4 separate regions of the Mus musculus genome follow, and all the other regions are linked to region 3. A link is a loop called in an ENCODE intact Hi-C map of the cell type or tissue named here. Cell type or tissue: heart. All regions are shown on one strand.

Region 1 (8,000 bases), 120 kb after region 3:
AAAAATAGAAAGAAAGAAAGAAGAAAGAAAGAAAAGGGAAGAATTTATCAAGTCTTAGAGCTGCTGGGGGGATGGGGGGGGGGGCGTGGGTCCTCTTCCCCTGGAAGTTAGATACCTGTACCAGCACTGAGGTAAGGACTAGCCTGAGAGAGAGGTATGTGGGGCTTCTTGGAGAAGGTGAATACTGGATCATTGCATATTGGGTTGAAGGCAGCTGGGGACCTCTGGGAATGATGGTCTTAACATTTTTAGGGCTGCTCCTGAAGTTATTTTTAAAAACCCTGATCAATCTCACGCGCGCGTGCACACACACACACACACACACACACACACACAAACGCGGGGGGGGGGGGCAGAGGACAGCCTGTAGGATCAGGCTCTCTTTCTATAATGCAGATTTCTGGGACTGAACTTTGGTCATCATCAGGTTTGGCAGCAAGCATCTTTATGCAGCACCCTGACCAAACTTCAGTCACTCCCTAAAACTACCAAGCCCAGTGTGTCCTGGGACTGGGCTGCAGTCCTGCAGGTGGAAGGTAGAGATCAGCCAGGTGTGTGTGTGTGTGTGTGTGTGTGTGTGTGTGTGTGTGTGTGTGTGTGTGTGTGTGTGTGTGTGTGTGTGTGTGTGTGTGTGTGTGTGTGTGTGTGTGTGTGTGTGTGTGTGTGTGTGTGTGTGTGTGTGTGTGTGTGTGTGTGTGTGTGTGTGTGTGTGTGTGTGTGTGTGTGTGTGTGTGTGTGTGTGTGTGTGTGTGTGTGTGTGTGTGTGTGTGTGTGTGTGTGTGTGTGTGTGTGTGTGTGTGTGTGTGTGTGTGTGTGTGTGTGTGTGTGTGTGTGTGCGCGCGCGCGCGTCTGTTTGTGTGTGCACGCGCGCGGGTCTGTGTGTGCACGCGCACGTGCTCTCAGACAACTTGAATAACAAGATGGAAGGCAAGGAGAGCACCAGTCCTGTGCCTTTCCCGTAGGAAGCTGTGGCCAGGGCAGAAGCTGCTAATGACACTGATTTCTAGATCCTGGCTGCAGTGTGCTAGGCAGTGACAACATTCTCAGGGACTGGAGGGTTAAGATCTAAGGGCGAGGAACCTACCAGCCAGAGAGTCCTGTGAGTTCCAGGACCTGGTTGTAGCAGATCTCCACCCCTCACTCCTAATGGATAGTAGCCCAGCCCCTCTGTGGGAGGGCTCATGCTCTGTTGTCCAATCCCGCCTCTCCATTGGCTCCTGGGCGTGGGAAAACGCTAGAGACTACACCAACCCTTCCGTTCCCCCTGTGCCATAAAGGCACGGTGACCTCTGGTCTGGCTGCTTTTCAGAGTCCCCAGCTCTAGGAGTGAAGAATGAGTCCGGCACTTACAGTGTGGGTCCAGCAGGGACCTGGAGGCAGCCTGGACTCTCCTGTTGGAGGTTTGTGGGTCGGGGCAGGCAGAAGCCCTGCCAGAGCTGGGAACAAGGAGGCAGCATCCCTGGATAACCTTGGCCTGGTGGGAGACCGTGGCTGACGTATGACCCTGCCTTGGTTTATATGCCTCTGGCCTCTTCCCCTTACACTCTGAAGCAAAGAAACATACCAGAGGGAATTGGGAAGGAGAGTGCCTCTCCAGCCTACTTTCTACATCAAGTGGTAACCTAGGTGACAAGAGATCCATACTGCCACCCAAGTGCGGCATGCTGGAGCAGCCCCTGCCCATAGGAAGCAGGATGGAGACCTGGTGGCCATGGTTCCAGGCCCTTGGAAACAGGGGTGAAGTCCAGGGTTGCTGACGTGGCTCTTCCTGCAGTTGAGACTCTTGTGTCCCTCCTACTTTTCTCCAGAGCAGAGACTGAGCTGTGGACAGGTGAGGGGTTACCTGCCCTCATGTCTGTCTTCATTTTGGAGAAAGGGTGCGGGGGGCACAGGATTTGTGTATTGCAAAGGCTGTACACTGTCTGACTTGCTCGTGGCAGAGAGGTCTGGACCAACACACCACGGAGGACAGATTTATAGGGAGTACCTTCGTGACCTTTCTAGCCAGACCAGAGCTGGATCCTGTTCCTCCCAGGCTGTGTAGGGGGCTCCATGTTTTATATCAGAATAAGGCTGGATGGACAAATGCTGTAGCAGTATGAGGCTGCTTGGGTATCCCTGGGGCAATGGCAGGCATGTGGAAGAGTGCACACCGTGCATATATACTTCAGAGAGGGAACAGCACAGGCTTTGAATAAAGGCACTGGCCAGCAGTCTCCAGACTCTGAGTCTGTCACTCCGAGTCTGTCACTCTGAGTCTGTCACTCTGAGTCTGTCACCCACTCTGAGGCTGACTGCAACCCTGAGGTCCTGGGTACCACCCAGGCTGGTCCTATGTTGAGGGTTTCCCGGGTTGGGCCCTTGTCTGTCCTGCTGGCTTTGTCCCTGATTCTGTGGCTAACCCAGAGGCCACTTTGGGTCCAAATGACTGGAGAGACCGTCAGGGATGCCTTCAGCTATGCTGGCTCCTCTCCCTGGTTGGCTGAAGAGGCCAACTTACCAGCACCCCAAGAGCCATGGTATGAGCTGCTCGTGCAGTCACCTGCTGCTCAGTCCCAGGGGTAAAGCAGACCATGCCCATTGCAGAGAGGAGCAGCCATCCATCCATAGGGCCATGAGACATTAGGAAGTCAAGTGGGGCTGGTGATGCACTCTCTGCCTCCTTCCCGCTCTTTTTTATTCCTTGGAAATGCAAATTTCTCTCAATTCCCTGACTCCCTCATTGATGATGATCCATGGACATGAGCTTGCTCTATAGACCAGACTGGTCTAGAACTCAGAAATCCGTCACCCTCTACCTCTAGGTTCTGGGATTAAAGTCCACCACCTCTCAACTAGGGATGTGACTTTCTTTTCTTTCTTTCTTTCTTTCTTTCTTTCTTTCTTTCTTCCTTCCTTCCTTCCTTCCTCCCTCCCTCCCTCCCTCCCTCTCTCCCTCCCTCCTTCTCTCTCTCTCTCTCTCTCTCTCTCTCTCTCTCTCTCTTTTTCTTTTTTTGGTTTTTCAAGACAGGGTTTCTCTGTATTGCCCTGGCTGTCTTGGAACTCACTTTGTAGACCAAGCTGGCCTCGAACTCAGAAATCCGCCTGCCTCTGCCTCCCAAGTGCTGGGATTAAAGGCGTGGGCCACCATGCCCGGTGGGATGTGACTTTCTTAAGTAAACACAGCCCAGAACCTTCTGGGGAGGGATGCCTGACTATGAGCCTGAGGTGCAGGGATCAGTCAGGCCTGGATTTTGCTGCCCTCTAGTGGCTCAAAGGAAGAAGAGTAAGCAGGGGTTTGCATACAAATGCTAGGCTCTAGGCTCCCAAGTGGACATCTTGGTGTTCTCAGCAGCCACCAGAGGTCACACTTCAGCACTAGGCTGAGGAGGGAGGAGACCTGAATGGTTCTTTCCCAAGTTCTGGTAAAGTTGGTTCTGGCTCTGGTAAAGACTCAGATGGGAAGTCACCTCTCTGGGGGATTTTCTGTCCCTGGTGAGACTTTCGCAGCACCCAGCATGACCTGGCAGAGGCTCATAGGCTGAGCAGGGGATGGAGACCTTGAGCAGTCTCTGACTATCTTGTTAATGAGGCTTCTTTGTCTATGTGGACTGAACTGCTCCCCTGGGTACTTTCACTTCACGTCTACATTGGCTACTTCACCTATCAGCAAGTCTGTGTTCAGGGAGAGGCTAGCCTGAGACCTCCTGTGTCTCAGCTTCTTAAACAGCTTCTAAAACAGAGGAAGACTCTTGGTACCCAAGGATCCCAGGACTCAGGTGAGGCCCAGCTGGCTCCGAACCTGCCATTTCCTCATAATGGGCAATGCCTGAGACAGGGGCCTGCCCAACCTAGCTGAGGCTTCTGCCTGAGGATGGGGCTTTCCTAGCTATGTAGACAGATAGAGAAGCAATCTCTGTATAACTTGGCATCAGGTTACATGGGTGGTTCATGGTCCCCAGAGCCTGTCTGTCATTTACATGTGTGTGCATGTGTGCTTACATGCATGCATGCCTGTGTGTTGGGGGCAAGACTTGACAGCACTTCTTGTTTGGGCACAATCTGAGGACTTTTGGGTGTCACAGGATTCAGGGCTAGAGTCCATCACTGATCACTAAGAGATAGCCAGGAGCCACGCCTGCTTGGCATCCAGACCTTCCATGTGAAGTCCACCCCTCTTGGGACCTTTGTGTTCAGATGCTCCTGCCAGGGACTGCTGTCCCTCATTCTGAAAGTGCTGGCCACACTCATGGGACTTATTTTCTCAGAGCACAGGTGGACAGGGGAAAGAGCTGGCAGGCCCCGATGAGCAACTGTCACTCTCTGTAGCCTCTCATCAGGAACTCTAAGGTATCTCCGTCCATAGGCGACAGGGTCAGCATGGCTTATCTTGACAATTTCGAAGACCAGAGCCCACTCTGCAGAGAGGAGTGTTGAGAGACTTTGAGGCTGCCTACAGCTGGACTGCGTGCTCAACCTCGGTGTGAGCACCTTGGCCACCTCTGACCCAGTCCATTGTGCCCTAGGATTCTCCTCTCCTGGGACACTGGTTGTCTTCTATCCCTGCATTGCCCTAGCTCCAAGACCCTTCTACAGGTGTGTTGATCCTTGATTTTGCTGCTCCCAGACCAGGGAGGTCTGGACAGTATGTCCCCATGAGGGTTCAGAATCAGCTGGCATGTTGCCAGAACCTCTGGGCTGCCCCCTAAATTCTAACTGAATGTTTGAGAGGATGGGGAAATGAGCGGGGATGGGATAAAGTGAATTCATGCACGAGAAGTTGTTCGAGTGAATGACCAAAAGAGTTGTGGTGGTGGGCGGTGCATTTAACAAGTAAGGGGGGGATAATTTCCCATGACCTGGGAAAGTCCCTTACAGAGTCGAGGCTAGAGTCTTGCTACACATCAATACTTTACATATTTTCTCTGTAAATTTATGTTCTATGATCCTCCTCTTTATGTAAAAAAGGGGGCGTCATTTGAGAACCTCTTCTTTTTTACTGTGGTGACTCGATGGAAACTAAGCTCATGTTTTGCTTTAAGAAGAAACCTTAGCTTAGCAGGCGGCAGGAAATGCAGCTATTGGAGGTTTTGACCATACCTCCTGATTTCCCTTTTGTGCCTGCAGAAACTTGTGCACGAGGCAGAGGCAGAGGCAGAGGCAGAGGCAGAGGCAGAGGCAGAGGCAGAGGCAGAGGCAGAGGCAGAGGCAGAGGCAGAGGCAGAGGCAGAGGCAGAGGCAGAGGCAGAGGCAGAGGCAGAGGCAGAGGCAGAGGCAGAGGCAGAGGCAGAGGCAGAGGCAGAGGCAGAGGCAGAGGCAGAGGCAGAGGCAGAGGCAGAGGCAGAGGCAGAGGCAGAGGCAGAGGCAGAGGCAGAGGCAGAGGCAGAGGCAGAGGCAGAGGCAGAGGCAGAGGCAGAGGCAGAGGCAGAGGCAGAGGCAGAGGCAGAGGCAGAGGCAGAGGCAGAGGCAGAGGCAGAGGCAGAGGCAGAGGCAGAGGCAGAGGCAGAGGCAGAGGCAGAGGCAGAGGCAGAGGCAGAGGCAGAGGCAGAGGCAGAGGCAGAGGCAGAGGCAGAGGCAGAGGCGGCCCAGGTCTTGGGCTGCGGCTAAGCTCAGTAACTTTATAGGCAAAGTGCAAATTCCTGCTCTCCCTTTGGCACACCTTCCTTTTCCTCTCTTTCCTCTTTGCTGGTAAATCGTGAGACAGTGTGGACAACTGTCAGAAGCTCTTGAGAAGGAAGTCTTTCCAGTGTCGACTGGGTCATAGTGGAGATATAAAGGTTTCTCCTGGTGAGATGGCACAGCTGTTAAGGGTAGAGTTCTATTACAGCAGAGGGCCTGAGTTCTGTTCACACCACCACATTGGGCAGCTCATGGCTACCTTTACGCCAGCTCCAGGAGATCTAAAGCCCTCTTCTGATCTCTAAGTCCACAACATGCACACTCATGCACACACATGAAAATAAAATAATACATCCTTAAGAAATGTAGGGCTTAAAAAAAAGAAATATAGGACTTGTAATTTTGTATTTTGAGATAGAATCTTGCTATATAGCCCAGCCTGGCCTGGAATTCTTAGTCTTCCTGACTCAGACTCCTGAGGGATGGGACCATAGAAATGCATTTTAAAGAAATACAGTGAGCCAGGAATGTATTAATCCCATCATTTGAGATGCAGAGGCAGGTGGATCTCTATGAATCTGAGGTCACCTTGGTTTACATAGTGAATTCCAGAGCAGCCAGGGCTACACAGGGAAGCCCTATCTCAAACAAAACAAATGATAGTAAAATGTACATGAGATAAGGTCTTCTATTTTAGCCATTCTTAAGTTCTTGATACACTAATGTAAAGCACACTTCTTGTTCTTTTCAAAAAGATTCATCATTACTATTTTATTTTCAAGAGATTTTATTTAGTTTTATTTTGTGTGTACTTGTTTACCTGCATGCATGCATGTGCATCATACGCTTGTAGTATCTGAAGAGCTCAAAAGAGGGTGTCGATTTCCCTGGAACTGGACTTACAGATAGCGGTGAGAGCCCATGTGGGTGCTGGAAACTGAGACTAGGTCCTGAGCCATCTCTCCAGCTCCTGTCTTTATTATTTTAAATTTTGTGTGTTTGTGTCTATGCATGAACATGGCGGTACCTGTGGAGGTGGGAAGAGGGTACCGGATTCTCTGGAGCTGGAGTTACAGTTGTAAGTAGCCCACACAGGCACACAAACACACGCACTCACACAGGTCTTGGAAACACTGCATGCTCTTAACCTCTTCTCTCCAGACCCCATTTTTTATAGCCATCAGCACTTTCCACAAGCAGAACACATTTTCATTGTCTTCGTGGACGCCCTTCTCCGGGCCCCCATGTCTTCCTTTGCACAGATCTCACAGTATCAACTGTTCTGTGTCTGGCTTCTCCCTCTCAGCACAGGATCCTCAGAGCCCATCCGTGTTGTAAGCAGATATCAATGCTCCATTTATTCTTGGTGGGTGAGTAACATTTCACAGTAGGGTTTTGTTCTCTACTTGCCAGAGGACAGATACTCGGTTGCTTCCACTTTTCAGCTGCTGGGAATCATGAGATATGAATGTCCATGGACCTGTCCTGGAGTGACCTCTGGGAATAAGGGCTAGACCCGAACCCCCAAGTTCAAGGCTAAAGGGGGGGGGGGAAGTCTGCCTGTCTGTGCAGATGGGCTACACAACTGGTCCTAATGCCTGACTAGACCCTTCCTGGGAAAAGCATGGCCTCTTGGTACTGCCTGGTGGCCCAAGACTCACAGGGCTGTAAGCATTCATCTATTGCTTGCAAATACCTTTCTGGTAAAAGGGGCAATATTTGGCAGAGATGTTCAAGCCATGGCAGAAGCGAAAGTAGGAACAGTGGACTGTGGTGCACTCTATCAACTCCTGGGGGACATGTCTAGCACTTTTCAGGACACAGATGAGAAGACACACATTCATTCGCTCTCATAGATGTCAAACATGGAGTGTCACATCCTTGTGTGTGTGTGTGTGTGTGTGTGTGTGTGTGTGAGAGAGAGAGAGAGAGAGAGAGAGAGAGGCTGTGTATGTGTAGGGTATGTGTCTTAGTCAGGGTTTCTATTCCTGCACAAACATCATGACCAAGAAACAAGTTGGGGAGGAAAGGGTGTATTCGGCTTACACTTCCATACTGCTGTTCATCACCAAGGAAGTCAGGACTGGAACTCAAGCAGGTCAGGAAGCAGGAGCCGATGCAGAGGCCATGGAAGAATGTTCTTTACTGGCTTGCTTCTCCTGGCTTGCTCAGTCTGCTCTCTTATAGAACCCAAGACTACCAGCCCAGAGATGGTCCCACCCACAAGGGGCCTTTCCCCCATGATCACTAATTGAGAAAATGCCTTACAGCTGGATCTCATGGAGGCATTTCCTCAACTGAAGCTCCTTTCTCTGTGATAACTCCAGCTGTGTCAAGTTGACACAAAACTAGCCAGTACAGTATGTATGTGTGTGTATGTGTATGTGAGAGAGGGAGACTGT
Region 2 (8,000 bases), 85 kb after region 3:
TGGGCCTCAGAGCTTAGGGGGAGCAGCTTCCAGGGACCTGCATTGTCCAAATGTCACTAAGCCTTTTTGTGACCCTCCTTCCTGGCTGACACTTCCTGACCTTGGAGTGTGAGGGAACTGGTCTGAGCTGGTTACTGAGCTCTAGCCTGGGCAGAGGGAGGTCCCTGGAGTCTGCCTGCTTCCATTGTATTCCCCCCGACCCCCGCTCCTGCCCAGCATTGTTGTCCATCTGTCCATCTGCCAGTGCCCCACCACCACCACCACCACCACCAATACACTGACTGTGTTCTCCTTTCTGTCCCTGCTCCGTGCTGCTTCCATAGTTAGGGATTGAGACCTGCGAGTGCCAGGTAACAAACAGGCCTGAGCCCTATGTGTCCCCATGATGTCCCAGTCCAAGGAGGACTAGGCCTGGCCTGCCCTTGCCCCATGGAGCCTGTGTGAGGCCCAGGCATGACTCCAGCCTTAGCGGGGTGGGGTACTCTTGAGTGTCACAGTACATGTGTATAAATGGAAAAGCCTGGTTGCTGGGATATCCTGGGGTGGACTGGTGGTCCCTACCCTTGGCTCAGGGGGTCAGGATCGGGTGCTGATTAATGAGATTCATATTCCCCCATCTCTCTCCCCCCTCCCTCCCTCCCTCCCTATCCCTTTTCTGTTTCTTGATTCTCCCCATGTCTGTCTTTAATCTGTCTGCCCTTTCTATATCTACCTCTCCGCCTCTTGTCTCCCGTCCCTCTTTCCCCACAGATACTCGCCTCTTCCCCCTGCAGCGGCCCATCTCCCCCCTGTGCAGCCTGGAACCCATTGCCGAGGAACCAGCCCTGGGCCCTGGCCTCCCGTTACAGGCAGCTGCCCCCACAGGTCCATCTCAGGAAGGGTCCCAGTGCCCTGTAGGCCTGGGAGCCAAAGTGACCAGCTCCCAGCAGACATCTCTGGGAGCTTTTGGAACCCTCCAGCTCAGGATTGGGGGCGGTAGGGAAAACGAAGAGCCACCCCTCAGGCCACACAATGGTGGGATCTCCAGCGGGCCACGTGAGGGGACTTCTGGAAGACAGACAGACAGCAAGAGCCGCTCCCGGGTCCCGGGCCACTTGCCAGTGGTTAGGAGGGCCAAGAGTGAGGGCCAGGTGCTCTCGGAGCTCTCTCCCACACCTGCAGTGTACTCGGATGCCACGGGCACTGACAGGTTATGGCAGCGGCTGGAGCCTGGGAGCCACAGGGACAGTGTCTCCTCATCCTCCAGCATGTCCTCCAACGACACCGTCATAGACCTATCACTGCCCAGCCTCGGCCTCTGCCGCAGCCGAGAGAGCATTCCAGGGGTCTCTCTTGGACGCCTAACCTCACGGCCCTGCTTAGCCTCAGCTGCCCGTCCTGACCTGCCTCCTGTGACCAAGAGCAAATCGAACCCCAACCTGCGGGTTGCGGGTGGGCTGCCTACTGCACCCGACGAGCTGCAGCCCCGGCCTCTTGCCCCGCGGCTGACCGGCCACCATCCACGGCCACCGTGGCATCACCTCACCCTGGTGGGCCTGCGGGACTGCCCAGTGTCTGCTAAGTCCAAGAGTCTGGGAGACCTGACAGCTGACGACTTTGCTCCCAGCTTTCAGGGCAGCACCAGCAGCCTGAGCTGCGGCCTAGGCTCCCTGGGTGTGGCGCATCAGGTGCTGGAGCCGGGAATACGGCGAGATGCTCTCACGGAGCAGCTACGCTGGCTCACCGGCTTCCAGCAGGCTGGGGACATCACGTCGCCCACCAGCTTGGGCCCAGCTGGGGACGGGTCTGTAGGGGGCCCCAGCTTCCTGAGGCGTTCCTCCTCTCGGAGCCAGAGCCGCGTGCGCGCTATTGCCAGCCGAGCCCGCCAAGCGCAGGAGCGCCAGCAGAGGCTGAGAGGCCAGGACTCACGGGGTCCCCCAGAGGAGGAGCGGGGCACCCCTGAGGGTGCCTGTTCTGTAGGCCATGAGGGCTGTGTGGATGTGCCAATGCCTGCCAAGGGAGCCCCTGAGCAGGTGTGTGGTGCTGCTGATGGCCAGCTGCTGCTCAGGCTCTGACCCTGCCTGATGATTCCAACTCTGTACCTTCCCTGAGACTGCCTGCAGGGGGGAGGGGGTGGGGGCTGGCCTCAACCCGACCTTTGCTCAGGAAATGAAGCCACTGGGTCCCCAAAGCTGTTACGCCCATTCTTCTGTCTGTGGAAGACCCAGTAGCCTCCCCTTCAACCTTAGCTGTCCTCTTGTCTCTGATCTTGGGAAGCAAGAAACAGCATTGTCCACCTGTCCTTCTGGGTGGTTCCCACGTTTTAAGATACATAAATAGATATTTAACTTTTTAGAACCAAAACTTACAGTCAAATGGCTCTGCGTCCTTCCCCACTGGTCTGCCTGGTGTCTGGCCCTGTGGTGTGTGCTGAGTGTTTTCTTCTACCTGCTGTGTGCTTGTATCCCGGAATGCCTGTGACACACCCACAACTGCTAGGATGTTTGTCCCTGTCCCCTACTCCACTGTGCACCGGGCTTGTTTTGAACAAACCACACAGCAATTGTGTAAATTTGGGAACACAACTCCAATAAACGCATCAGGCCTGTTCTGTGTGGCTCACCTGCTCCGCTACGGCTCTTACAGCCGCTCTGTCCTCACGGGGCAGAGAGGAGTCTTCTGGGGTAGGCCTAGGTAACTCCCCAAGGGAGCATGCTTGAGTCCCCAGCCAAAGTCTCCACTGTGGGAGCTGTGCTCCTGGAGCTAGAGGACAGGATTCCAGGGCCATTCATCTTCCTGGAAGCTGTGGTGCCCTTACAGGCGAGGCCTTAGGTCCTGGGACCTTGAAACCTTCGGTTGACTCAGGCAGCTCCACCCAGCCCTGCTAGGAAAGGCCTGCCTCTGCCTCTGCCTCTGGGGAAGAGGACTTCTCTGCCCTCACTGTTCTCCTGATATGGGCAGGGCTTGTGACAAACGGTTTGAGCTCAGCAAGGGGGGGGGGGGGGCAGGGAGGCGGTTAGTGCTGCTTGTCTGGAGTCCAGCAAGACCTCTTGCTTTTTTTTTTTTTTTTTTTCCCCGAGACAGGGTTTCTCTGTGTAGCCCTGGATGTCCTGGAACTCACTCTGTAGACCAGGCTGGCCTTGAACTCAGTAATCTGCCTGCCTCTGCCTCCCAAGTGCTGGGATTAAAGGCGCGCGCCACCACTGCCCGGTCCTCTTGCTTCTTTAACCTGTTGTACATCAGGCATGTGGCCACTGTGGCTTGAGCAGAAATACACGGAGGGCAGACTTGCTGCCTGGGGCCAGTGAGAGGCCTCAGCCTGAAGAATCTCGGCGCCAGCTTGACGACCAGCATCTTACAGTGGGGTAGACCCCATGCGTATGACAGGGCTGCAGGCAAAGGCAGGGTCATGGGCCTGGTCTTTCTTTCTGCTGGCTGAGAAAGGGTCGAAGGTTGCAGGTTGGGATTGTTGGTGGATATGATCAGGGTTTGGCGGCAGGCTGGTCCCCTCCTCATAATAAAGGTAGCTGAGGTGGGGGTTCATGCAGGCCCCCTGGGGAAGGATACCCTAGGCTCGCATAACTTACGATCAGAGCCCTAGCATTTACTACTGTCTGCTCATCTCTTATGAGGGCCCCGCTAAGGCAAATGGGAGACTCAGGGTACACTGTGACCCTGCCCAGGGTGGCCTGTAGTCACCCTAAACCAGGGCTGGGGGTAGAAACTAGTTCAGCTTCCCAGTTTGGACAGTCCCAAGCCCCAGCTGTGCCTGCCTGCCTGCCTGCCTGGAATTTGAGAAAGACAGGAAGTCTACTCAAACAGGGAGGGCTTCCTCATTTGAGCTGAGGACCAGGGAGCATGGTCTAGTGTGCAGATGGGGACTTCCGATAATCAGATCCCTGGCATGAGGTCTACAGCTACCCAAGGTGATGACTTGAGGCCACTTAGGCTAGGCTGGAAGATGGGTAGATAGGCCCTGGACTCAAAGACTGCTGACTGCGGTATCGGAGAATGTTGCTTAGTGTGGTGCCTGCCGCCCCCTGGTGCCTATCTGTGGGAGGGCCAGGCCTCAATTCTATCTATAGGCACTTCTTATGAAAGGTGCACTGCTGGGTGACCGGTATCTGGCTGTGCCTCTCGGTGGACCACCCGATGGTGCTGGTGTGGGATTCAGGCAGTAAGAACAAAGGCCTACTGTGGGAAATGGAGCCCACGGCTCCTACCCCGGACCTGTGCAGTCCTGTGAACCATGCCTGCCTACGTGGCCCCACCACACACTCTCAATGCATGGCTATACGCGTGTATGCGTCCATTCCTGGGAGACATGTCAGTTAGGGAAGGAGTCTAAGAGCCTTGGGTACACCTGAGGTGTCTCACAGCACACGGCACACAGATGCCAAGCCCTGGGGACTGGAATCAAAGCCACTCTGCCCAGCAGCCTCCAAGAGCCCTTGAAGGTCCTTCATGACAGAGCTTCCTCTCTTCCAGCTCTTGAAACAGGAGTGCTGCTTGGTAGCTTGTGCTGTCCCTAGGAACATGAGGGGTGAGAGCCGGCTCAGCAGACAGACGTGCTGATGTTTGCTCCTTCTGAGGCAAGAAGCAGGAATGAGAGAAAACATTGGGACCCAAGGAGGGGACACAAGAGGATTGGAAGTTTAGCACTGACTAGCTCCAGGTGGCTTGGGTAGTCTGTTGGGGCAGCTATAGTGCACTTGGGGTTGTGGGCGTCTTCTCAGCAGCAGAGAAAGCGGATCTGGTCTCTAGGAGACCCTTGTGCTAGACACTGCTTCTCACCAGATGAGCACATGTGTATGTATATATTTATATATATATGTATATGTGTATATATATAAAAGATTATTTAACAGTTAAATACATTCCAACACTAGTGTCCCACAGGACAAATGCTGGGTTGGGTGTCCCTGGTACACGCACTGTCAGTCAATACTCCGGTGTGAACACAGGTTCCTCGAAGTAAATCACATTCCTGATGAGGGATATGCAGACACGTCTGGCAGAGTGGGTATCTCACTTGGTAGGAACCTCGTACTTGAAGATGACACTGAAGAGCTGGCCACCTAGACGCTCTGCCAGCCAAGCGTTCTTTACCACTGCCAGCTTCAGACTCTCGCAGCGCAGCAATGCATGGTAGTTGGTGTGGATGGCACGGCCCATTCCCTCGATGACGACCAGGTCGGCACCACGCTCTCGCACCAGCACAGCCAGTCCCTTGTCTAGACGGCTTCAGGGAAGAAGAAGATGGCACCGAGGTTGGGCAGGGGACAGCACTAAGCACACCTTGGTGGACACCAACCTGTTTCCTTGGAGGTGGCGACCAGCAAGAACACAGGGACCTTTCCCCAGCACCCCTTGCTAACTGAGGCATGTCCAAACCCAGACTCCCAACAGTGGCCTTCCCCCTACTGGCCAGGAACTGAACTTCCAGCACCACCTGCTTTTCTGATGCTCCCATGTCTGACATTTCCTTTGTCTACTGCGCACCTCTTTGCAGAAAGCACTGAACAGGCCAGCAGGATGCTCAATGGGCTTAGGCACTTTTCTACCAATGACTTGAGTTTGGTCCACAGAACCCACATGGCAAAAGGTAAAACCATGCAAGTTGTTGTCCGAGATGTACACAAGCTGTGGTGCAAGAGTGCATGTATGTGCATGGGCGGGCACACACACGCGAGCGCGCGCGCGCGAGCGCGAGCGCGCGCGCACACACACACACACACACACACACACACAGAGTAAATAATAAGTGGGAAAATGGGACAGCTTCCTGCCACAGGTCTGTCCTGTAGCAGGGAGCCTGGGTCAGTTGCCCATCAGCCCTACAGGCTACAGGAAGAAGTGGCCACATAGGTCACATTTAGGGCAAGCAGCAGCATGGCTGGTTTTGGTGCCTTGCAGAGCAGGATGAAGAAAAGCTGGGTTACCTGAGGTCTAGGCATGGAGAGCTGGAACCGGTCTGCACCAGCAGCAGCCTATCTTCTCTCAGAGCAGTGCTATAGAAAAGCATGCGGTCAGGGCCCAGCCAAGGCCCTGTGACACTGACCCTCCTCAGCAACCCTTTGTGAGTCTCCCAGAACTGGTTGGGCCCAGCCCCTGCCTGGCTCAACAGGGGTAGCCAGAACCTACCAGATGATGGGGTCCATGGCTGCAATGCGTTCTGCCACAATGAGAGACTCACTGTAGGTCACATCGTTCAGGGCAGGGCCTGAGTTGCATGCCAAGATGACCTACGGTGGGGGAGGGAGCAGCAGCTCTTTAGAACCTGGGCTGTTACTTATGTGGCCCAAGTTCACCACAGCTGACCCTGGCAGGCTCCAAGCAGCAGCCAACTGCTGGGCAGCAGAGCCCCAAACAATCTCAGGGCTCTGTGGCTTCTGGGCGAAGCAGGGCTGTGCCTAGAGGCCTTTACTGCCTCCCATCCATCCCATCCTCAGCCTGCCTCCTGGATCAGGCTAACCTCTCACTATTCTCAAGCTTCTGGGTCAAGCCTTCCCAGGAAACAGGAAGCAGGGAAGCCAGGCCTTAAGCTACAGCCCGCACCCAACAGGCCCGGGCGCTCCGTGTCCTCACCTGCACTCACCTGCCACAAATGTAGGAGCTCTGACCACCGCCAGAAGCCCACAGGAACGCCAACCCCACCAACAGCGGAGAAGCCCAGGGGGAGGGTCCCGCCCACCCAGCCTTTTCACTCACCTCTGTCCCTCTAAAGAGTAGCTCCCTGACAAAGGGGAAGACTCCCAAAATGATGTCTATTCCACTGTTATCTGCGAAAATTAAGGCACATTTATGAGGGGGCCCCTGTAAGACAAAACCAGGACGTTCAGTTGGGAACAGGTGCACTCAAGCGTTTCACACTCCACTGCACTCTACACCCCCAACTCCCTGGGCGCCTGGGTCCAGCCACAGGGTCTCAGAGCGTGGGAGGCAACAGGGACAGGGCAGTTGGTCCCATGGGCAGATGACCCAGCCAGTGGTCATTGCCGGGGCTGGGGACGGAACCCAGAGCCTCATACACACCGAACAACCTACTGTTCTTTTCTCTGAGTCACACCTGACCCGGGGAATGGGAATTTCTGACATGAGACTCTCAGCTGGTGGCTTGTAAGTTCTAAGAGGTGGGCTACAGGTTATACCTGTGTCCCAGGCCATGTGAATGTGCTGTATGTGTCACACCCATGTCACCGTAAGCCCAATGACTTTGGTGGCCACCCTCTCTGGCTAGGTCCAGACTCTGTGCTCCAACCCCCAAGGGCAGATGCAGCGGCACCTTACATACCTTTAACCTCTGGAGCCACTTGGTGTAGGAATCCACGAGCCAGGGCCGTTCTGTGAGGAGACAGGAACTCTAGTCAGGGAAGCTGAGGCCTAGTGTCAGGGGCTTGTTTCACCAAGGCTATCTCATCTCATCCCCTGAGCAACACGGCCACATAGCCACCAGAACTGCCCCGTCCGACCTGCTGCTTAACTTCTGCAGAGCCAGACAGAGCGCCACAGAGCACACAGTGTCCATACCTTGCAATTTTCTCTTTGCTTCTTCAAACCCAAACTGGGGGTCCGATTCCAGGACACTGTAGAAATGAGAAAATTGACACAAAGCAAAAACCACAAACAAAGCCCAACCTCACCATTCCTCCCTCCCCACAGCGAGGGATCTCCCAGCAGCACTGCGCTGGACTGGCCACACCTCCCCTTAGGAGCCAGTGCTGCTCACGGAGGAGCACGCTTCAGACAGGAACAAATCCTTTCAGTATAGCGTTAAAGCTCAGACCTGCTCAGGGCGATGGAGCTAGCTCCTTCTAGGACTGACCACCACATACTGGGGTCTGCACCTCAAGTGGGCGGCTAGAATGAGGGTGAGGCAGGAGAGTGAACAACCCTTTGCAATATGCTCTGACACCAGTCAAGTAGCATGGTCACCCAGGGAGGCTGGGGCCTCAGGTGGATCACCATGGAGACAGAGACTCTACAGTTGCTCTAGGAGAGGACCCTCGATGCCCCTTAGG
Region 3 (8,000 bases):
AGAGAGGAAGGCTGGGACTTCAACCCCAAGCACGGTTCATGTCTCACAGATGCCCACCTCTCTATCTCCAACTCAAGAGGTTTGGGAGATTGGGGCAGTGAAACCGCCATGGGTCGCAGGCCCGGGAGCGCGAGTACCTTGGTGTTGCACCACTCGGTGATGCACTCCCAGCAGAAGAGATGGCCACAAGGTGTGGCCGTGGAGTGTCTTCGTTCCTCTAAGCATAGGGTGCAGAGTGGGGTTCTGCACACGGCTCTGTCTTCAAGGGAACTCCTATGGGGGTAAGTACACAGGTGAATACACCTTTCACAAAATCGGGGCATACCAAAGTACCTCAAGCTCCCTGCACACCTGCGGTGGGATAGATTGCGGTGCAGCCGCCACTCCTTCCTGGCTCGCTGCTTCTGCCTGAAGCTGTACAACCGCAGCCCCATGGACAGCACCAGATGCAAGAGGGAGATCAGCCCCAGCAGTCCGTAGCTAGTGCGAGCCTTCTGGTCCTCTCCAGGCAGGCGACGAGTGCGGAGCTGTTAAGACAGGTGACCTTGGCCATCAGGATCCCTTAGGACCTGGCCTCTTGTCTGCTGGAGGTTTTATATTCAGCCAGGCCTCCTGTTGGCCACTGGCAGTGTCCCGAGAACAAGAACCAACATGGAGATGGGTTTAAGTAGTGACTGGGAACCCTAGCTATAGGGTGACCTTGAGGCATCCGCAGCACAGACCCAGGAGTCTGGATGGACCAGGCAAATGGATGAGGGTTCTAGAGCTGTCTGGGGACTACTTCAGGGGGAGGGAAGGAGCCCAAGGAAGAGTGGGGTGGAGAATAGCAAGGGGACCTGGACAGGTGGTTACTGTCCCTCTGATACTCTGGCCCTTAAGGATGCTGGTCTAGCCTCTGCTCTGGCTAGTGGTGTATCTGCCATACACATCACAACAAAACTATGCTGCCTTCCACTTCTGCCTTCCCACTGGCAGGGAAATGAAGACACCAGGTTACATCGTGCCTTGGGCTGGAACAGGAAAACTGCAAGCCCTACAGCAAAACCCAGTGCCCAGCATTCAGCAGCTACTGGGAAAGGAGGCACATCTGCTAAACTAGATGACTGCTTGGGCAGGTTTTGCTTTATCTGGCAGTATGGAAGGAAGTTAAGGCCTGAGACCAGACTATGGGTGTGTCTATAATAAGTGAGTGTGGGAGGAGCGCACTGGCTGGAGGGAGAGGGGAGAGGTGGCATTTGATCCCCTGACAGGTGAGGTAGGTGGTGAGGATGGAGGTGATACCAGGGCGAGGTCTTTGGTGTGACAGGATACAAGGGCACTGGTAGGAAACTAGGGTTGAGGCAGGGGACTGCCAGAGGCAACAACAAGGTCAGTATGGACTGTTGTGTGGCCAGCGCTGTGGTGAGGCGATGTACTCACTCTAGGACCAAACCCTCAGATCTTGCCTTTCTGTTAGGGCTCTGGATGGTGATGAACAGGGCCCTCTGCTGGCAGGGATGCATGGGAAGGCCAGCCTCTGGGCTAGAACCTGCACTCCACACACTTCTCCAAACAGTGAAATGGACACAGCCACAGGCCCTCTGCCGAGGCCAGACCTGGCCACTCAGTCACCCGCCCACGCACCCAAGTCTGCTGCCACCTTCAGTCTGTGGGAACTGGATTTCTTTTCCTTTTCCTGGGCTTTCTTGGAAAATAAAACTGAACTCCGCTCTTTCCCAAGTACAGAATTTCGATTGCAACTTGGAAGCAGAACACTTGGCTGCGATCATGTCAGCATGGGTCCCCAAGTATGCTGCTCAGAGGATCCCTGCCTGAATATCAGTCCCCTTGGCATGGCTACTTACATACGTGATCCCTGCTAGTCTCTTGGCCAGGTGGTAGAAGGTACCATGAATATAAAACCAAGCCACGTGGAGCCGATGGAGGCAGGCGAAGCCCTGTCTCAGGATGAAGACTGCCCGCTGGAGGGCCTTCCTCTGTTGTTCAGTCAGGGTGGCTGCGTGGTGACGCACCCAGCGCCGTGCCCCTGATCGGCTGCGTCCTCCAGGTAGCAGACTGCCCTGTGAAGCCCGGGGAGCATCGCCATCGGCTTGCAGCTCCTGCTCCAGGGGCAGCAGTGCCTTGTCTAGCAGGTAGGGCAAGACAGCATGCAGTGCAACCAGCGCTGCACGGCGGAGCCTGGAGGGCACACGCTGCTGGGATGGGTCCACTTGGATGATCCCAACGTACTCCTCCCCAAGGGTCTGGTAGCCTGAGGATTAATACACAGTGATGAGGGTCCAGGGACAAGTTTCCGGGCCAGCCTGTGTCGTCGTCCCCCCTCCAGCCTCACCAGTCACCCTGAGACCTAGCCAAGGCCAGCACAACTTCTTGTTAAACCCACTGTGGCCTTGCTGTGATTTCACCATGTCACAGAGACGGCCACTCTGGAATGGGCCTTGCATCTCCTGTTGGTTCCTACTCCCTTAAGTCTTTATTCTGTTTTCCAGTCCTTCCTCTGCTGAACTCATACCCCTGTCCAAGTGATGGGATCCGATCTTGTGGCTTTCTACCTTCTAGATGATGGCTGAGTCCTAAGTATCAGGCATACATACCACTGCTTACCTGACGCTGTCACATGGAGTCAGAATAAAAAGCCCCCAAGCCTACCCATGGCTTGCAGCTAGCTTCTAGTACTCCACCATGCAGACGATGAATCCTGACTTCCTGTTCCTGAGGCCAGCCCTGTGGAGTACCTTGTGATCTTTCCATGTGTCTCACCATGACCCTGCTCGTACCCTTCCCCCCACTCGATAGCCTCTTCCTTTTTATCTGCCTCGTACCCCATAAATGGAAAAGCCCATCCTGCTGAGAGAAAGTCTGGGGCAGTGAGTGCCCTCTGGCCAGTATCTTCCTTCCCGGAAACAGAGACTAATGCAGGTGATTTCCAGGAGCCTTCAAGCATCCCCTCCAGACCTGGGTGGGTTGTGGGCCCCTCAGTGCCCAGGACCTGCCGAGCACAGACAGCTACCTGCAATTGTGGTGAGGCCAAAGTAGGCTATGTCCGAGAGCAACTCGATCTCTTTCCTCCATTCCAGCCATTTCTTTGCACCTGAGAGAAGAAAAATATTAGCTCTAGAGAGGTGAAGTGGTTCTCTTAAGATGACTCCCAGCCGGGTAGTGGTGGCACACGCCTTTAATCCCAGCATTTGGGAGGCAGAGATTTCGAGTCCAGACTGACCAGAGTGAGTTCCAGGACAGCCAGGGCTACACAGAGAAACCCTGTCACTCCCGAAGGGCAGGTAAAGTCCAAGTCAAGTCACTCCTAAGACGACCCTCAACAACTCGTCTCTCCCTTCACCTCCTCTGCTGCCCTTGGTGACCGGAATGTCTCCGAGACGAAGACCGCCTCTTAAGAAGCCCCGACTGTAACTGTCTTGAGTCAGGTACTGTCCTAGAGACATGGAGCCCAGGAAAGTCTAGGTAGTGCTAACAACATAAGCCAGAGGCGACCTGTTTAGTATCAAACCTCGGCTCTCTGAAATCCCAAATCCCTGCCTGTGTGATCCACGTGTCTACCTATGAGAGTAATGACGTTAGGTCCACCCTGTAGGGGCGTCTGGAGAATAAATGGGCAAATGCTTGAGAAACACTAAAGCAGAGACCTGCAATGTGGTCAGCAGTGTGTACCTCTGTTTTGATCCCCGCTTTCCAAGCAAACTCTGGAGCTGCCGCCTGTCTGGGTGCCCGGAACGCTCACCCGCTAGGCTGTGCAGCGCTTCACCCGCCGCGCTCCGCAGGCCTCCCAGGTAGTACTCGTCCTTCTGCGCTGCCCGGATCACTTCAGGGGCACCCGCCCGCGCCATGGCCCGAATCGCAGAGCTCGCACCGCGCCTGCGCACCTCGTGGGCGGGGCCTGTGACGCTCGACGTGCGTCCGTCGTGGGGCTGAGGCTGCGAACACCACGCGGGCGAAGGCGGAGCCTAGGCGTGACATCTGTGGAGGCGGAGTAGTGGGCGTGTCCACGACATAGGGGTGGGGCTACCCGGGGAGGGGTGTGGTCTGTGCTTGGAGGGTGAAGCGGCACAGTGAAGTGGCGGGTAATGACAGGGAGGAGGTAGATACCTAGTGGGTAGGACCCCCGAGAAAGCTCAGCCTCGCAGATGTGTTTTTGGCCTGATTCAGGTTCAGTTTTCTGGCAGGAGGTACGTGTCTCTGGGCTGCAAAAGTGGATCTTTTGGGATAGCCACGTGATTCCAACGGACTGCTGAAGGCTCCAGTTGTTGGAGTTCCTCCCTGCCCATGCCCTGGTTTCTTCAGCTTGGGTTGGGCAATCCCAGATAGCACCTTTGACCACTGCTAGGAGGCAGTCACGGCTCATGCAGAGGCATGAACTTCTAGCCAAATCAAATGTGACAGTTTGAAATGTAGATTCTCTGAAGGCCCAAGGCCGCTTGTGCTGGAAGACTTTTCAAACTTGGAAGCTCATTTCTACCATAACCATGGGGTATGGCCTGTTCTAAGTGTCCCCGCCTGGACTGCTCCTTACACGCGACTGCTTTTTTGCATTCTCTTCTCTCAGCCATGGGGAACAAGACCAGAAACACTATTCAAGTATCTGTTGTTCTCAGGGATACGGCCTAAGTAAGCGTCTCTCTCCGTGGGCTTAAATCCTAGGCACAGCGGTGCCTTGATCCTCAAGTTCTTCCTTTGTGGGCTCTCAAGGATTCTTCCTATGGGACAAAACCCAAGATGGCCAGCAGGTGGAGCTATCAGCCCATCTTTTCTACTAGCTTGGGCTGCTAGAGCTTGTTAACCCAAACAGATCCTGCACAGATCAGGGAAACAAGAGGCTTTTCAGTGAGGAGAGAAAGTGGAAGGGCAAGATGAGTAGTGACATCATTGTAGATCAGTTCTCTGGATTCTCGGATGACCATGTGGCCTGGAGTCCCCCTTTGCTTCAGTGTTTCAGGGTTCCAGAACTCTGCGGTGGAGGTAGAGCGAGAGCTCTTGCTTACGGAAGGGGCATACGGCCCTTGCCACCTCCCACCCCTTGCCTTCTGAAGCACAAGGATCCTAAGACTGAGCCTTGTGACTTTCTCCTTGTAAACTCTTCCTCCTGCTTCAAGGATGGAGGACAGAAAGGCCAGGCTCCTGTTTCTCTGTGTAGCCCTGGATGTCCTGGAACTCACTTTGTAGACCAGGCTGGCCTCAAACTCAGAAATCTGCCTGTCTCTACCTCCCAAGTGCTGGGATTAAAGGTGTGAGCCACCACTGCCCAGCTCAACAACTAATTCTAAAGTCATACACGCTGTGGGTTTTGTTGTCCTGCCTGATGTCGTTTGCCAGCTCTGGCCACTCTGTTTTCTTTTTTTTTTTTTTTTTCTTAAAGATTTATTTATTTATACGTAAGTACACTGTAGCTGTCTTCAGACACTCCAGAAGAGGGAGTCAAATCTCGTTAAGGATGGTTGTGAGCCACCATGTGGTTGCTGGGATTTGAACTCCGGACCTTCGGAAGAGCAATCGGGTGCTCTTACCCATCTCACCAGCTCCTAAAAAACTCTTTATTTTTATGTTTGTGAGTACATTGTTGCTCTCCTCAGACACACCAGAAGAGGGCATCAGATCCCACTACAGATGTTTGTGAGCCACCATGTGGTTACTGGGATTTGAACTCAGGACCTCTGGAAGAGCGGTCAGTGCTCTTAACCACTGAGCCATCTCTCCAGCCCCACCACTCTGTTGTCTAACTCTATTAAGTTAAATTATATTTATTGTGTTTGTGTTGTACGCATGTGTATATATTCATGTTTGTATATGTGTGGGCATATGTGGATATGTGGCATGCATAAGAGTGTGTGTGTGTACGCCTGCAAGTGTGGAGTCTGGCAAGGACGATACCTGGTATCATCTTGGATTGCTCTTCCACCTTCTTCTTTGGAGCAGGTCTCTGAATCAAAACCAGGACTTACCCACATGGCTAGTCTTATCAGCTAACTTACTCTGGGATCCTCCTTCCACGGTTGAAATTTCAGGTGGGTCACCTCACCCATCAGATGTTTATGTGGGCTCTCTGGATCTGAACTCTGCTCTTCATACTGGGGCAACAAGCATCCTATCCGCTGACCTCTGTAGCCAGCCCTATCTGAGAAATTTGTAATATAGTTCTGCTGGTAGGGAGGCCAGAGACAGTAAGCCAGGACCTTGGGGAGGCCTGGGAACTGGGAGGGGATTGCCCAGCAGGTGGCTCCATTGCACCTGCTCTGTGCCCTCCCCCACCGCCACCCCCCATCCCCAGGTTAAACCTTCCAGCACCACCTAGCTGGCTTCCCTTTGCCTAGTGTCTTTCATTCCTTGCCTAGTGTCTTTCATTCCTTGCAAATCTTCCCTCTGCCCCTAGCAGGGATTTACCATTCTGGTGGTTGCTGTACACATCACACCCAGGATGGGGCTTGCTGAACGGCTGGCAAACAAGAAAACTCCATTTCTCTACCAGATCTGGCCCTGGGGTTGTACTGCGGGGTCCACACCTACCTTGAGGCAAGAGTAACCCTGTAAAGCCCCTGCCCTCACCTGACATCTGGTCTCCTGGGAACCTGAGGAGGGACAAGGCAATGCTTTCTCTGCAGGAATGGGGAGAGGACTGCAGCCTCGGGTTCTGGGAGGCCTGCCCCACCACCCGGGGCATGAAGTGCTAGGCTTCCTTAAGTTTTTCATTGCACCCTTTAACTGGGGAGAGACAGAGGGACTGGGCAATGACCCGCCCAGGAGGAGCTCACACACAGGGACTTGACTGTTAGGGTGGGGCCTGCCCTAGGCAGGAGGCCCCTCTACAGGAGCCACAAACCTGGAAAACAGGTTCCTCCACCCAGGGCAGGCAGGCTGGAAGCTCAGAGCACCCTACAGCCAGCTGCTCTGGTTGCTGCAGATTGGAGCCCTGGAGGTACTGTGGGCACCAAGAAGGGGTGGGGGTTCTGGGAGAGAGTGTGAGGCCCCAGAATGGAGCCTGGGAGGCTCTGTCAGGTAAGCAGAGATCTCTGGGAGTCGCCCCTCTTCCACTGTAGGCTTGCTAGTGAGGGTAGGGCTGGGGCAGGAAGCTAAGCCCCTTTTGAAGGCTGTGTGCCCTGGGAAGGGACCCTGAGCAGTTCTGGGGGCACAGGCAGGTGGCTGGGATACTGCCCTTAGCCAGGACCCAGAGTAGGAGGTGTTGTGCTGTGTCTCTGTGCTGGGCCTGGAGACCAAAGAAAAAAAGAAAAAAGAAAATTTGGATTCCAAGTACTGAGCCAGTGTGAGGCCTTTCTCCATTCCCAGAGCTTGGAGCTGGGACTGAAATAGATCCCTGGGGCTGGGGACGAAGGAACCAGGTCCTTAGCTCAGGCTAGAGGTCGGCGTAGGATTGAACCCAGGTCTGTTTGGTCCCACTCACTCACGTACAGCTCTTTGTCTGCTGATGGAATGGGTGGTCTAGCATTGGGCAGCAAGACCTTACTGGTGGTGAAAGGGAGGGGTCTTCACACTGTGACCATCATCCTGAACTGTGCCAAATAATAAGGGACTGACACAAAGGTCCCCAGGGAGTGGAGATCTGGGAAGGCTTTTCCAGAGGAGGAAGGGGGCCTTTGTCCTGGAGGACACAGGCACATAGACAAGTTGTAACAGCCCGGATACAGGCTGGCTTTCTAGCAGCCCCTGCCTGTAGGATGGAGACTGGGAGGGCTGGTCACTCTAAGACACTATAGAATGTACTGCCCTAAAGAATGATCTCTGGCCAGTGAGGCCTGAGGGAATCTAGGCTGGGAGCAGGATGGGCTTGGAAGGTCAGGGCCTCTTAGGCTCTTCCTGGACAGGGCTAGGGACAGTGTAACTAGCTGTTGGAGGCCTTAGAGACTTTCCTTACCCGGTCGCAGCCTCCTAATAAAGAGAGTAGAACCTGGAGCAGGAGGCATTGGGGGGAATGGGACTTCAGGTGTGGCTTCTGTCTTCGTGTTTCCTAAGCCTCACCTCTGTCTGTCAAACAG
Region 4 (8,000 bases), 100 kb after region 3:
CACAAGCAGAGAACTTGAGCAGAAATATCCCCTGCATACATGACACATGACACATGTATGAGTTGTTAAAAAAACATCCTACAAAGAGAGGGATGGGATGTAGCTCAGTGGTAGACACGTGCCTGCACATGCAGGCCCCAAATAAGCAGAGCTGTCTGCCACACCTGACCTCTCATCTTAAGAGGTCACGGTGGGTAACACACAGCACCTCTGAGATGCACGGGGTCAGCAGGGAGGGCTTACCTACAGGGACTGAGGGTCAGGAACGGCCACAGCCTTTAGGACTTTGAGCCCATGGAGCAGCCCAGGACCCACAAGTAGGCAAAGGAAGAAAGTAAACAGCCTTCACAGGCCCCAGGCTCTTTTGTTTGCTGTTTTTAAAGATTTCATTTTTATATATTTTTTAATTTGGGGGGAGTTTATTTTTATTTCATGTGTATGGATGTCTTGCCTAAATAAATGCCTGAGCACCATGTCCATGAAGTGCCTGAGAAGGCCAGAAGAGGGCGTCGGTTCCCCTGTAAATGGAGTTACAGGTGGTTGTTGGGAATGGAACAGGAGAGTCCTCTTAAAGAATCATCAGGAGTGGTGGCGCACACCTTTGATCCCAGCACCCGGGAGACAGAGACAGGCGGATTTCTGAGTTCAAGGCCAGCCTGGACTATAGAGTGAGTTCCAGGAAAGCCAGGGCTACACAGAGAAACCCTGTCTCGAAAAACCAAAAAAAAAAAAAAAAAAAAAAAAAGTCAGTGTTTTTTTTCCTACTGCTTATCCATTTTCTTCAGTTTGTGAGGCAGGGTCTCTGTAATATAGACCGAGCTGGCCTTGAACCTATGGCGTTCCATCTGCTTCTGCCTCCCAAGTGCTGGGATTAAAGGTGTGCACCAATCACCACACCTGGAGTCAGGCAGGCTTTCCACATCTTCACAGAGCCCTGTCACCATGGAATACTGCACACTGCCAACCTCTGGGCTCCAGAAAAAGCACAAGACCTCTGTCCACTTGAGCCACACACTCCGGGGAGAGTTCCCCAGAGTTCCAGAGAAGGACATATCAAGGACAAGCCCCTGTAGGCAGAAAAGACACTTTCCAGTTTGTAGAAGCACCTGCAGATTCACAGGCCCCCAGGTGACACAGGGGGAAAACGGGAGTGTCTGCACCCTACTGCAGCTCCATCTCTCAGAGGCCTGACCAGGCAAAGGTTTCTCAGTGGCAAAGTAAATAGGCTAAGATATCTGTAAGTGTTGGCTTTGAGGAAATACTCAGGGACTACAGGAGAGCAGATGCTCAAATTCACAGACGTGCAGGACCAAGGTGTTTGGAGGCCAGAGTTCTCCCCTCAGTGAAACTGACACAATGCAGTCTGTCCTGTCCAAGCAGGGCACGGAGAGGCCCATTTTTGGTTTAGTGAGTGTATCATGTGCTTAATCTCATCCCCGGCCACAGTCCTAAGCCTCCTGATCTCGCTCTCCTGCCCCCAATCCGAGCCTGTCCTCAGGCTTGTCTGATCCTACATGCTTTTGTAACTCACTCCGAGGACACTGTTTCCTAAAAGACAAAGCTGCGCAAATGGATGGAGGTGTACTTTACCCAGTGATGGATCCGGGAGTAAAGGAGCTTGCTGTCTGGAGTTTGATTCCCAGGACCCACATGGTGAAAGAAGAGAATCCCACCAAGTTGTCCTTTGACTTTCACCACGGCACCAAGAAGGGCAGGACAGCCTTGCATTTACTACCCCAGAGTCTCTTCCTGCCTGTATGTCCTTCCTACTGCCTGGGTTTCCAACTCAGCTGACATCGGTGTCCCATCCAAGAAAGAAAAAGGGCTTGCCAAGAACACAGAGCAGCTGAGCCTTCCTGGATCCAGGGACACAGTGAGGAAGGAGGAAACAGGAGAAGGCTGTTTTTAAACAACACTGCGACAAGATGTTTTGTAGGTGCCTAAGCTGTCAACCCCATCCTGAGCTGTGACCTCCCATCAGTTGCAGAAAAAAAAAGAAAGAAAGAACAAAAGAAAAAAGGTCTGTTTTCAGGAACACATGACTTTCCAATCTCAGATTCAGGACCCAGACGACGATGGAAGCAAAACCCAACACTGAACATCCCTTGCAATGTCCTTCTGTCCAGACAGCCCTGGTCTGGCCTCAGGCCTTCAGCTCGAAGGCACCTCTCTACTACAGCTCATGCTTTATTGGCTGTTGGTTAGATGGTCTCTAGGTACCAAATAGATTATCTGAGGTGAACCCTATTTTCTTAACTGCCTGATGATGTTTGAATTCATTTTCACCTGCTTTCCAGACACAGTTATTTAATTTTGCCTCCTTCCTAATGAATAAGTATAAGACCACAGGGCAAAGCATAAAACCCAGCCCTGGAGTGAAGGTTTCAGGATCCTGGAACAGCTGCCTTGGGGCCTTTGGAGAGGTCAGGTTGTGGACAGTCCCCTCTGCTGGGGCTGCAAGCTCATCACTTCTAAACTAATATACAGCCAGTCACCGAGTTATCTCAGGTGCTAGTAGAATCTTGGCCCACTCCACCACCCTCCTGAGCCCTTGATAAAGCTGGAACACAGGACAAGCCAGCAGGCCATCTTTACTTTCTCTTCCATTCCTCATTCCTCCCAAGGAAGAACACGTCAGAGAGACAACCCAAAAGCAAGAGGGTGGGGGACTTATTCAATATTCCAGAAGTAACGAGATTCTTCACAGTCTCTTAACAACCTAGGCTTTCCAAGGAGGCTAAGAGCCAGCAGCACACCCATTGATTCACGGAGATAAGTCCAAGACTGCGGATGCTGCCCGGCTGTGTGGGGCCTCACTGACAATGCTGGCATCAAGAGATACGCGGGGAAACGCCTGCAAGCAATTGGGTACAAAGCTCCTCAATAACAGGATGCAGAGCAGAGAGCTTGGGGGACAGGGGTAGGGGTGGGGGAGGGGGAGGGGGAGCGTTGGCCGGCTCCCATCCTGGATCTACGAATAGAGAGACCACGGAGAAAGCTAGCCTTCTTCTGTGCCTTGGTCTCCGCATCTGCACACCAGGGCGATGAAAGAACCTCCCCCGAGGACTTGTTAGTGGGCATGAGGCTGCCCAACGCGCGAAGGGGATCTAAGGTGGGCCTGTAGCGGGTCGGCAGGAAGGTGAACTCCTAGGCGCGCAGGAGGCGGCGGCCGTAGCCACGGTCCACGCTGCAGCGCTCGACAAGTGTCCAGGCCCAACGTCTCCACAGCTCACTGGGAAGCCGGAACTCCGGCGGAGTGCGCCGCGGGGCCATGGCCAGCCTCATCCCGGGGGACTCTGAGCAGATGAGGACCCCCGAGGCCACCCGCCCCGCCCGTCCCTCCACTGAGCCACCGGCGCTGCGCGGACTACGAGGCCCGACGTGCCCCGCTCCAACCGCGCAGCGCCTACCGGGAGCTGGAGTCCCACAGCCCGCTCGGTCCCGCACCTTGACGCCGCGCACACTATGAGTCCCGAGAGGCTGTGCGGCGACCCGTGAGGCTGTGCGCATGGCCCGCGCCCCCGCCCTTCGTCCTTCCCGCCGCCCCCGCTGGCTGGCCGCCCGCGCCCACTGCTCCGGCCACTTTCTTGAGTACCCGGTCCGTGTCTACCTATATCAATGGCGAAGCGCTTGGCGTTCTCCAGGTTGCGGAAGATCTCGTCGGGGGGCAGCGTGATGCTCTTGTCCAGACTGTCCCCGCCGCTCCCGCCGCCACTCGCTCCACGCTCCGCCATTTTGAAAGTGCCCGGCCAGCCTCATCAGCCATGGAAATATATGCGCATATAATTGACTGCTAAACGACCGCGTGCATAAATTATGCTAATGAGTCTCCGCCCCCCGTCCGCCTGTGCTGGAGGCCAGGCCACCCGACCGTCCTAGACAAGCAAGTGTCCCAGAGGCCAGGACTGGGAAGGGAGGGCCGTTATTTTCCAAACTACCAATATGAAGCTTTTGGAATATTGTTCTTTCGCTGAGCTGGCTAGATGCTAACTTGGGTTGATTTTGGCGATCGTGCTTTCATATCTCCTTGCTGTGAGGCTGGCCCTGCAAGCTGCTGTAATTTCTGCTAGGGTGACCCACCATCCTGGTTTCCCAAAGAAGTGGGACCTTCAATTCTAAAACTCCCATGTTAATTGGAGTAGTTTTAAAGACCCTACATTCGAGAAATGCCCAGCCAGGGGGAAGGGATATGAATAGGGTCGTGCGTCTGCAGCTGGGGAAGATCGGCAGTTTAACAGCAATCTTTGCAAAGTATAGGAGGGAAAGGGAGAGGGCGCATGGAAGAGGGGACCGGGCTTCAAAGTGGAGGTGATCTGGAGTTCCTGTTGATTTAAGTCCCTTGAGAGAGAGCACTGTGTCCTCCAAGAGGGCCATCGTGTAACTTAATACCTCGCTCTCTGCAAGGTTCTGTCTGCAGGCAGTTGCTCACTGACTTGCCAGGCTCCTGGAGCACAGGACTGAGGCAGTGCGCAGGCTCAGCTGCCATATATCTATCTACATTGATTCCGAGAGGAGGCAACCTTGTATGTGCCTGCCAACAGAGTGGGTGTACTCTGAATGGGAGAGCCTGCTCCAGAGTGGCAGGGCTCCTGAGAGTGAGGTGACCCAGCAACTTCAGTCCCTGTAAGTGGAGTATGCCCGGCCTGTGTGTAGGACACTCCACAAGGGCACTGGCCTCCTCCCCATCTGTAGAAGTTCTGCTGCTCCTGTGGTAAGCTAAATGAGTGCAGATGAGGTTCTCTGTCCTTGCTTACTATACGTGGGTCACAGAAGGGTCCTCAGGTGGTCCCTGGCAGAGTGGATAGGAATAAGAGGGGGGTGGTGGCTAATGAACTTCTAGATGGGAAAGATCCAAGTCGGGATGGGAGCCACATCTATGACTTTGTCCTTCAGAAGACATGTAGACACACCTTCCCACTTCTTGCTCCATGGGTTTTGCCTTTGGAGAGCCCTGTGAACTTGACTAACCTATAGCCTGCCTTAAAGCGGACACCCTGTCTTAGACAATAGCCCATACCTACCAGGCTCATAGTTTGAATGGAATGGGTCAGTCCTGGCCCTGGTCGCTCTGTGGAAGGGAGGGCATTTATGAATCGCCTAAGCAGGTGAACTAAGGGGAAGCGGGAGCTAGAACAGATACTTTCTCAGGTTCGGCACAGCCGAGCCTCTTGCTGCAGCAAGAGGTCCACTGAGGCCCTCAGCTTCCTCTCAGTGGACAAAGCAGAGAGTCTACAGTTGTTAGGATCTCTTCCCCTACCCTGACCTGGGAGCTAGCAGAAACCCCCAGCGGCCACCCAGGTCTTGTTCACCATGAGAGCAACAACAGCTCTGTATGCCCCTCTCCTCTCCACCTCCTGCCCTCCCTTTTTCCTCTATGGCAGAGGACCACCAGCAAGCACTCCTCCTGATCCCGGTTTCACTGTGAACATGGTAGATCCCACTGTTCCACCTCCGGTCACCGGGCAGGCTGCCCCTAGGCTGCTAAGGACAGACGAGAGGCACAGACATGGAGGGCTTGATATTTTATTAGAAGCCTTCAGAACAGCCTGTGTTCTCCCACATGACCAAGAGTTCAAATTCTAAGTACAAAATCGTGCCCACATGCACCCACCCATACAAAGGAATCCTTTAAGGATCATCGTGGAGACCCCACCCTCCCAGACAGCCCACTGTGAGCGCGCATCAGACAGCCAAGGCCATGTGGACCTTGAGGTGAGGCCCCATGGGCCCTACGCCCACGCAGGCTGAGTGCTTTCCTATGAGGAAACACCTGCAGTTCCGCCTTCACAAAAGGCAAATGTGCCCAGGGCACAGCCCGCCTGCAGGGTGCTTGCCCAGCAGCAACGGGCCCTGAAGAAAGTCCTCTACGGGCTGGGGTGAGCCAACCCCCGACTCTACAAATATCATAGAACCCCCGGTGGTGACCAGGAACTTCGCAGAAGTCACTTGCTGAAATGCAAACACAAAACAACCCCACGGGGTCGGACGGGCGGCAGAGGGTGGGCCCTGATTATCCCCAAATGACAACTCTGCACACACATTCTCTAAGAATGACCCTCCTGCTGGCCAGCCAGCCGGAGGAGGGAGCCTTCGGAAGAAGGTAGCGGCCAACCTGGGGCTGAACTGCGGCTGGGGAATGTCTTCCCACATCCAGAGGAACGAGCTCATCCTCTGGTCCGCTCCAGGCACCGGTCGGCCGCTGGGTCACCAGGGCCGCCAGAGGCCGCAGGCGGGTTGGCGCGAGGTGGAGACCGCAGCAGCAGCAGCCTTAGCGGAGGAGCGGGCCGGTTGGGGCGCAGCTCCGGGCGCCGGGGGCTCCTTGGCAGGAGCGGCGGGAGCTGGGGGCCGCTGGAAGTGGTAAAGCAGCTTCATCTGCGTGTCGCTGGCGGCGTGCAGGGTCAGGAACTGTACCGCCTCCTGCAGGCACCAGGAGTAGCCCTCGCTGTAGTCCTGGTGCAGGCTCTTGGGGCCGGCGGCCGCGGCGAAGGCTGTGGGGAGACGAAGCGGCATGAGTGGGGCGCGCGCGGTGGGAGCCACATCGGCCGGGAGCAGGAGGCGGGCGCAGGCGCCGGGCTCACCTTTGCTGTGTTTCAGGTAGCTGACGGCCATCTCCAGGATGTCGGCCTTCTCCAGCTTGGAGTTGGGCTGGTGCCGCGCGAACTCCTGCTCCAGCAGCAGCTTCAGCTGCTCTATGCTGCTGTTGATGCGGTCCCGACGCATCTTCTCCACCACCGGCTTCCGCAGCTGCGGGAGGAGAGGCGTCAGGTGGGCGGCGGACGCCGGAGGCCCCGGGGGAACCGGACGGCGCGCGCCGGGCGAGTTGCACTTACTCGGTTTTTCTCCTTGGGACTGAGCATCTCCACCGCCACGGTACTTGGGGCCATGCCTGGAGCTCTGGAGGCGATTAGCGAGCGGAGCGGAGCGGAGCGGACAGAGCCAGGCGTCCCGGACTGGCGCGACCTGGACCCCAGCACGCCAGCCCTATATAGGCGCGGGCAGCGGCCCGGCGCCTGGGGTCCGGGCGCCGCGGCCGTTCCCACACTCGGCGGCCAATGGCGGCGCCGGCCGCACAAAGGCGCCGGCCCATTAGCGCACGCTAAATTGCCTGTGAATTGGCGCGGGCACAATGGTCGCTCCCCGAGGAGCAGGTGGGCCGCGCGGCACAATGTCCGGGCTGTGGGAACGCGCTCGCCCTCATTAGCATCCCGGGGCCTGATGCTGAGAGCCCCGCGCCTCAATATGCTGCCTTTTCCCAGGCCGCGGGGAGGTGGGGAGGGCAGGAAGGAGTGCTCTCCCCCCCCCTTCTCTCCCTTCTTCCCTCCCACTCCCCAGAGGCTCCCCACCGCTGGCTGGCAGAGGCCACAGGCGCAGAGAAATGAGAGTTTTACAATGAACAGACAGCGACTTCCAGAGGAGTGGGCACCCTCCCCAGCTGGGACCTGTTGCCCACAGGCACAGTGGGTTAAAGTGGGCCACATTCTCTCAAACAGATGCTGCCGCCATGCCATTCGCAGGTACAGGATGAGAGAGGGACTCATGTATTTAGAATTTAGGCGCTTTATTGCCAGTTCTGTCAGTTGAGAGGAGTGACTTCTCCGCAGCTAGAAATGGCCACGCGCGGAGCCTGCCAAGCGTACTTCTAGGCTAGCTGAATTTGCTTTGGATAATGCCTAGCACAAAGCCCCATACCTAGGAAGCCCTCAGGAACCCCTGAACCCACAGGGTATCTGGACTGCTCTTGTGTCACCAGGTGCCACATGCATCTCTGAAACAGGAGGACCGTGCCTCCTTCATGCTGTCCGTGATCACTACTCCCGCGTGGCTTTTAGGAAACCATGGCTGCCCTTAACTCCTCTCATGACATCCCCCTCAGCTCGTGCGGGCGCGCGCGTGCATGCCTCTGTGTGTGTGTTCCAGTTTCATTCAGCATTTTGTGTTGGCAGGTAGAAGGTGGGAGACCTAAAAATAAGCCCCCATATGAATGCTGTGCCAGTGTGGAT

What was found. Hi-C counts contacts between places; a loop is a spot of excess contacts. Peaks named below come from ENCODE experiments on the same cell type or tissue, not always from the same donor. Only the 100,000 strongest peaks of a DNase experiment are listed, where the experiment ranks them.
Region 1: a loop joins it to region 3, with 7 times the contacts of the local background. A loop is called at or near these places in 14 of 42 quality-filtered maps.
Region 2: it touches region 3 in a loop (5-fold over the local background); 25 of 42 quality-filtered maps call a loop at or near these places.
Region 4: it touches region 3 in a loop (7-fold over the local background); 12 of 42 quality-filtered maps call a loop at or near these places.

Annotation. Positions count from the first base shown.
Region 1 is chr4:154,939,746-154,947,745 of GRCm38, reverse strand. No RefSeq gene overlaps it. Among named protein-coding and RNA genes, the nearest start is that of Tnfrsf14, 16 kb to the right of the region's middle. In heart, CTCF peaks have their summits at 1,324 and 3,296 (motif pointing right); DNase peaks (open chromatin) are centred at 1,195 and 3,295; H3K4me3 peaks cover 798 bases; H3K27ac peaks cover 793 bases.
Region 2 is chr4:154,977,716-154,985,715 of GRCm38, reverse strand. Pank4 (pantothenate kinase 4) reads right to left here. Exons shown (of 20, transcript NM_001305804.1): 14 at 7,510-7,565; 15 at 7,274-7,323; 16 at 6,691-6,795; 17 at 6,124-6,224; 18 at 5,922-5,990; 19 at 5,482-5,622; 20 at 4,778-5,221. The coding sequence ends at 5,008. It overlaps Plch2 (phospholipase C, eta 2), which reads left to right. Exons shown (of 22, transcript NM_001113360.3): 22 at 751-2,601. The coding sequence ends at 2,054. Among named protein-coding and RNA genes, the nearest start is that of Gm42363, 17 kb to the right of the region's middle. In heart, CTCF peaks have their summits at 4,023 (motif pointing left) and 5,398 (motif pointing left); a DNase peak (open chromatin) is centred at 3,940; H3K4me3 peaks cover 904 bases; H3K27me3 peaks cover 2,723 bases.
Region 3 is chr4:155,062,914-155,070,913 of GRCm38, reverse strand. Pex10 (peroxisomal biogenesis factor 10) reads right to left here and starts at 3,884. Exons shown (of 6, transcript NM_001042407.1): 1 at 3,740-3,884; 2 at 3,011-3,091; 3 at 1,845-2,251; 4 at 352-527; 5 at 138-273. The coding sequence starts at 3,845. It also overlaps a transcript of Plch2 not described here. In heart, CTCF peaks have their summits at 1,477 (motif pointing left), 4,511, 4,726 (motif pointing right) and 6,213 (motif pointing right); DNase peaks (open chromatin) are centred at 513, 2,703, 3,943, 4,743 and 2 weaker places; H3K4me3 peaks cover 2,226 bases; H3K27ac peaks cover 2,900 bases.
Region 4 is chr4:154,959,880-154,967,879 of GRCm38, reverse strand. Hes5 (hes family bHLH transcription factor 5) reads right to left here and starts at 6,957. Exons shown (of 3, transcript NM_010419.4): 1 at 6,831-6,957; 2 at 6,579-6,744; 3 at 5,509-6,488. The coding sequence starts at 6,884. The coding sequence ends at 6,205. Pank4 (pantothenate kinase 4) reads right to left here and starts at 3,757. Exons shown (of 20, transcript NM_001305804.1): 1 at 3,611-3,757. The coding sequence starts at 3,734. It overlaps Gm42363 (a long non-coding RNA gene), which reads right to left and starts at 3,603. Exons shown (of 2, transcript XR_881640.3): 1 at 3,411-3,603; 2 at 2,567-2,854. In heart, CTCF peaks have their summits at 499 (motif pointing right), 6,216 and 6,420 (motif pointing left); DNase peaks (open chromatin) are centred at 1,799, 3,569, 3,799, 5,799 and 4 weaker places; H3K4me3 peaks cover 4,107 bases; H3K27ac peaks cover 3,722 bases; H3K27me3 peaks cover 3,826 bases.